Regions from separate parts of the Homo sapiens genome. Here region 2 is linked to region 1. Evidence: chromatin contacts called from ENCODE Hi-C data. All regions are on one chromosome and are shown on one strand. Each heading gives the region's core, a stretch centred on a gene start or an enhancer-like site at or near the end of the contact. The rest is flanking DNA. Distances are from core to core; before and after follow the strand shown.

Region 1 (3,227 bases), core at 81-2,580:
CCCTGCACAAATGCTGTCACTCACATGTTTCCCCCCAGCAGGAGTTTGTTTACCATGTCCTCTGTGCAGGGACGCTGTTGGGCTCCCAGGTCAGGTGTGCAAAGCTGTTGGACCCAATGCCTTTTTTTTAGGATAGTTTTTTGGGGTAATGTCCTCTTACCCTAAAATGCAGTTCTTAGAAAATATAATTTATGTTTCCAAAAAAAAAGAAAATGTAATTTATAACTTATAGTTATTAGACTGCCCTAGCTGTAGAGAATGAATGTGATAGTATTGTGTAATAAGACAACACATTTCAACATGGTGATGGTTAGCCGTGAAAAAGCCGGACGTCCCACCTGGTGTGTTGCGTCCTGGTGACCGGGGGGCGGTCCCTGCAGATGGACCCAGGTGTGACACTGGGAGTTCAGCCCCCAGCTGGTGATGGAATATTACAGAATGGTGAGCAGTTCCTAATGAACTTTCACATAAAGCAAAGTATAATTTTTTCTAGACTTATGTAATAGTTGAATTCATGGAAAATTCAAGTCATAGTAAGACCGTGCAAAAATGTTTTGTGTGTAAACGTTGAATAGAGTAAGATTCTGAGTTCAGAGAGTTAGAAGCATGTTTTCCACTCATGAAGTTCTGGTTCATTGTAAGTTTTGTATGTGGAGAGTTTTTGTTGGGTGAGACTGTCTCGCTCATTGAAGGACGTCTCAACCTCCCTTGCCTCTGCCTGCCAAATTCCAGTACTCTCTGAATCTTGACCACCAAAGATGTCCCACGGGATCTCAAAGCACCCCTGGGCACCTGCATTGAGAACCACTGTTCTAAGGAATTAAACACAAGGATGAACGAACCTCTCCTGCCCCCGGAACCTTGTGTGCTGGTGGACGGCTGCCCATCACGTGTCACTTGTCACTTGTCACGTTGTGCCAGTGCTGGGCAGGTCATTGTCACCACTTGGGAAAAGTGTTGACAAAATTGGTCGTTAGATTCCACCACTGACAATGTGCGATGGGGAGAGAAGTTCCTCTGTGAAGAACTCCAAAGGCTGAGTGTGGTTTCTGTCGTGGGTTGGCCTTGAGGGTGCCTTGCTTGGATTCCATCTGCACAGGGCGGAGCTTGGGCCTCTGGCTGTCACAGTTGCCCTGACAGACACTGAGGTGACCTTGGCCAAGTCACGCATTCATTTCCATCTGAGTTTCTAGTTTAAGATAAGAGGAAGAGGACCTGGAGCTCCTCTGGGGCTGCTTCGGCCCAGGGTCCTCCTGCTTTCTGAGGGTAACAGTGTCTGTGCCCATGAAAACGTGATGTTAGTCACAGACCTGCCGTGGCAGAAATCCCCCATGCTTCCCTCTGCTGGGGGCAGGTGTTATCATTCACAGCCCTGCGGTGGTTGTCTGTCTGCTTGTCAACAAGCAGTGAAATAAGAGTAAAGTTGCCTAATACTGACTCAGATGCACAATCCAGTTAACCCAGATGTGTGAGATCTTCCGGTTTGAAAGAACTGTATTGGCAAGGCAAAATCAACCTATTGTAGAATATATTTATTGTATATCAGCATGGGGATTATTAATATTGCTAATAAAACCATTATTTGTAAAAATTAAGATTAATAGAAGAATCGTTCTATTTTCTCATAGTTTTAAATAGGATAAAAATATATTCTATTCAAAATCCTATTTAAAATATATCCTATTCAAAATTAAAAGAAAATGTAAGAATGGTTTCCTTTTTTTTGAGACTCTGCTCTGCCACCCAGGCTGGAGTGCAGTGGCGCAATCTTGGCTCACTGCAGCCTCTGCCTCCCAGGCTCAAGCAATTCTCCTGCCTCATCCTCCCGAGTAGCTGGGATTACAGGCATGCACCACGCCGCCCAGCTAATTTTTGTAATTTTAGAAGAGACAGGGTTTTGCCACATTAGCCAGGCTGGTCTTGAACTCTTTACCTTAGGTGATCTGCCTGCCTCGGCCTCCCAGAGTGCTGGGATTAAAGGCGTGAGCCACCACGCCTAGTGGAGTGATTTCCTTTCATAGTAAAGTTTTAAATATGGCATATTTGAATGACTTTTAAAGAAGGAGACTGGGTGTGATGGCTCACACCTATAATTCCAGCATTTTGGAAGGCCAAGATGGAAGGATCACTTGAACCCAAGAGTTCCAGACCAGCATGGGCAACATAGTGAGACCCCCATCTCTACAAAAAAATTTAAAAAATTAGCTGGGCACAGTAGAACCTGCCTATAATCCCTTAGGGGGCTGAGGTGGGAGGATTGCTTGAGCCTGGGAAGGTGAGACTATGGTGAGCTGTGACTCTGCCACTGCACTCCCGGCTGAATGAGACCCTAACTCAAAAAAAAAAAAAAAAAAAAAAAAAAGGATGTTATTAAGTCTGGCATTTCTTTCCATGTAAGTTCTTTTTAAAAGGCAGTCTCACTCTGTCATGCAGGCTGGAGTACAGTGGTGCAGTCTCGGCTCACTGCAACCTCTGCCTCCCGGATTCAAGCGATTCTCCCACCTCAGCCTCCCGAGTAGATGGAACTATAGGTGCACGCTACTATGCTTGGCTAATTTTTGTATTTTTTAATAGAGATGAGGTTTTGCCATGTTGGACAGGCTGGTATCTTTCCATATAAGTCCTGAAAATTAGAAATAAAAATTGCCAACAGTTGAAAGCTGTTGACAGAAAATTGTAGGGGAGAAATAACAGATAAGAACATAATCCCAGTATGTCAATGAAAAAAAGTATGTTTAAATTAGAAAGTTACTAATTTGTGAACACATATGAGTGAATCAGAATTGTCTGTCTAAAATTGGGCAGTGGAACATTGAAAAGGAAAAGTCTCCAAAGTTAAAAATTGGTTAGCATTCCGAATAATAAAGTGCTTCTATGGATTATTTATTTTGGGACTCAGATATTTTGAGATGGAGTCTCGCTCTGTCACCCAGGCTGGAGTGCAATGGCATGATCTTGGCTCACTGCAACCTCTGCCTCCCAGGTTCTAGTGATTCTCCTGCCTCAGCCTCCTGAGTAGCTGGGATTATGGGTGCAGGCCACCACGCCTGGCTAATTTTTTTTTTTTAATTAGAGATGGGGTTTCACCATGTTGGTCAGTCTGATCTCAAACTCCTGACCTCATGATCCACCCGCCTCAGCCTCCCAAAGTGCTGGGATACAGGTGTGAGCCACCGCCCCCAGCCGGGACTCAAATATTTTAAATGAAGATTAGAAGTATGTAAGTC
Region 2 (3,267 bases), core at 149-2,648, 59 kb after region 1:
CCCTGCGGGGAGTCGGCCGGCAGCAGCTGCGTCACTGTGGATCCCACCCGAGGGTCCCTGATGTGGGTCACACCTGTGTGCTGGCTTTAATCCCCAGCCCCACCTGGATGTGCAGCCTGGGGCCAGCATGGCCCACAAGGGTGGGACGGATGGCATCGTCACCCTCCACGCACAGGGGCCTGAGAGCTCAGGGCCCCTCAGGGAGAGCCCCTGCGGCAGAATCAGAGTCTCAGGAATAAAGGCAAGCAGAGGTCTCAGTTTCTCTGCCTGAAAACTGGGGGTGGCAATCCCCACCTCACTGGCCTGTGATTAGGATGGGAGGAGACAGGCTGAGATGGGGCCCCAGGCACTTCACCGACACCCGGTGAGCACTCACTGAATCCTCACCTGGAGAAGCCCTGGGGGGGTGGGGGGCTCAGCGGCCCTGCCCACGGAATGCCCACCTGGGGCTTCTTCAGTCATGGCATCAGGGGCAAGTGCTTGATCATTTTGTGCCTCAGTTTCCCCCTGTGTCAATGGAGATTTCAGCAGTTCCAACCTGTTCAACACCATGAAGATGGAATAGGTTAGCGTGCTTAACGCACTCAGGGCCGTCTCCAGCCTTAAGGAGGCACCGCCCAGAGCGGGTGGAGCGCCTAGCGGGGTGGGGTGCAGAGCGGGCTGGGGCGCCGAGCAGGGTGGGGCACCGAGGCTGTGTTCCTTGTTGCTGGGGGGATACAGATGCCCCCCCACTCCTTCCGCCTAAGACGCAACCACCAGCCTGGAACTGGAAGTGGGGATCACCCCCACCTTCGGGCCTCTGCTCCCCCGACACGTGGCCCATGGCCATGCATCTCCCTGCAGCGGGAGAAGAAAGCCAGGAGGTGGCCCAGGCCCAGGGCTGACATGTGTCAGACACGGGTGAAAATGCTGCCTTTGTGTCTGACATCTGTCTCTTGCTGTTAAACGATGACAGCTTGTCAGAAACATCACACACGTTTGCTCTAATTAAGGGAACGTTGTGAACAAGTCGCAGCCTTGGGGGGAGCTGTACCGGCTGGATGTGTCCTCTGAGCGGCCCCTGCCTGTGTCCTCCCTGTGGCCTCCCAGGCCATGCACTGGCTCTGTGTCTCCTGCATCTTCACTTGTCTGCCTGGCTGGCGGCCAGCGGCACCAGACCAAGGACCCGCCGCTATTTCCCTGTGTTCACTGCCTTCCTCTTCGCAAGGACACCGAGAGCCCCTGGCTCTGGGCCTCCCATCTGCCCTTCCTCCCGCCCATCGTCAGCGTTTACGAGGGTCTGCCACGTGCCAGGCGCAGGGGAAACAGCGCAGGGTCGGAGGCAGAACCCGCCTACTGGGGAGACAGGAGTGGGGAGTGGCCTCACACCCCACAGGAGGGGATGGAGGAGGTATGCCTGGGGCCATGCCAGAGCAAGGCAGAGGCTTGGTCCAGCCTGTGGCAGTGAGCAGCCGGTGGGACAGAGGCCACAGCAAGGCCAAAGGTGTGGGGAGGGCGGGGGGTGTCTCTCTGGTCCTGGCAGAGCTGCCAGTCCCTACTACGTCTGTTTGTTGATTGGGTCATGTTTAACTTCGGGAACCATGCACAGTGTTGGCCACGAGATGCCGTAACCAGAATAAAACAGGACTCTGGCGTCAACGTAGCTGTCTCATGTCCTGTCAGGAGGTAGGGCAGAGATAAGGGGCTGGTGTGATTAACGCCAGCTGCCTCTGCCCTGGTGGAGAGGACGGAGGACATCACGTCCCTCCAGCCACCCCAGCCTGTGACACGTGACATTTAAAGATTTTTCTTGCTCTTTGAGGCACATTTTTCTATTTTCAAGGACAGATGAGGTCACAGACGCAGTGTGTGCTGCATTTGAAATGTTTTAGGCTAATTTTTGGCCTTTGATTCCAAAGCCTCTTTAAGACATATGTTCTCTCTGTCATCACCCGTGTGGCCCAGCGAAATCCTGAACTCTAAGGAGAAGGCAAATCTCTCTCCTTGCTTTTCAGCCTCAGACAGTGAAGTGAGAAGTTCAACATGCTGGGCTTTGTAGCTGTTTTCTCCTTGTTTTCTAGACGTGTCCATATTCTAGAGTCTCTTATCTTGGGAAGTTACATGCTCTGTTTTTGCCTTTTTTTTTTTTTCTTTTTTTGAGGCAGGGTCTCGCTCTGTAGCCCAGGCTGGAGTGCAATGGTGTGATCTCGGCTCACTGCAACCTCCACCTCCCAGGCCCATGCAATTCTCAAGCCTCAGCCTCCTGAGTATCTGGGATTACAGGCTCCCACCATGACGCCCAGCTAATTCTTATATTTTTAGTAGAGACAGGGTTTCACCATGTTGGCCAGGCTGGTCTCGAACTCCTGACCTCAAATGATCCGCCCACCTCAGCTTCCCAAACAGGCATGAGCCACTGCACCCGGCCCATTGTTGCCTATTTAACGATTACAAAAAAAAAAAAATCTTTAAACTTAAGTGACCTTAAGTCCCAGGGAAGGGTGATGCGTCATGTTCAAGGAAACAGCTTTGCAGTCAACCGACTAGCATTTTAAAAGCAATTATTTTGGAGCATTTCAAACACACACACATAATGAATGCATGCCACCTGGGGCTGGGCCACAGCACCACGGCCCCTCGTGCTATCTCTGCTCCCCCCACCTCCCCTCCCACTGGGCTATTGGTGGCAAATCCCAGATGCCTTTCTCAAACTCACGCATTGGAATCCCACAGCACTAGCTTTGCCATCCAGCCCCTGCGAGCCTCGTGCTTGGCCGCTGTTCACCAGGCCAAGCTGCCCTCTTGGGTTTGCCGCTGTTGGTGCAGAGGCGCCTGCAATGGGCCCAGGGCGGCGGTTCTGCTGCCAGATCTGGTCTTCCAAATGGCTTCTAATTGCTTCTGGCAAGAGCTCCCCTCTCTGGCTCCCCTAGGGGCCCAGTGAAGACCAGAGCTGGATGTTGTGTCCTGGCTGGGCTTTCACATCCTCCTTATTCCCGATCCCAGGGGGCCTCTTGCCCCCTCGCTGCAGGCTTAGGGTGGTGCCCCAGCCCCCAGTGCTGGGCAGCTGCTCTGCAGAAGGATGCTTGGGAGATGGACGGGCTCCCCCTGCCGCCAGAGCCTCCTGTGGCCCGAGGCCATGAGGGCAGTGGGTGGCAGATGTGGGGTGATGAGTGGTGAGTGTCCTGATGGGGCCTTCAGACCAGGGCCCAGTGGTCCAGCCTCTGGGAAGCGGCCGAGAAGCTGGAATTTTCCCAGCCGGCCTCGCAGTCCCGTGTTGGGAGACTGGGC

Evidence for each region. A loop is a pair of places that touch in the nucleus more often than their neighbours do. Pooled maps may share reads with other maps.
Region 2: a map of heart left ventricle shows a loop between it and region 1 (5-fold over the local background). The contact joins two enhancer-like sites. A Hi-C loop is called at or near these places in 8 of 168 maps with a recorded cell type or tissue (K562, Right ventricle myocardium inferior, heart left ventricle and 1 more) and 7 of 50 pooled maps.

Annotation. Positions count from the first base shown.
Region 1 is chr16:29,117,466-29,120,692 of GRCh38, forward strand. No RefSeq gene overlaps it. Among named protein-coding and RNA genes, the nearest start is that of LAT, 130 kb to the left of the region's middle. Within about 2 kb of position 1,331, at least 6 of the 41 ENCODE cell types and tissues checked have a DNase peak (open chromatin) inside an H3K27ac peak, as active enhancers do; they include heart left ventricle, where a contact is called at or near this core.
Region 2 is chr16:29,176,667-29,179,933 of GRCh38, forward strand. No RefSeq gene overlaps it. Among named protein-coding and RNA genes, the nearest start is that of LAT, 190 kb to the left of the region's middle. Within about 2 kb of position 1,399, at least 15 of the 41 ENCODE cell types and tissues checked have a DNase peak (open chromatin) inside an H3K27ac peak, as active enhancers do; they include heart left ventricle, where a contact is called at or near this core.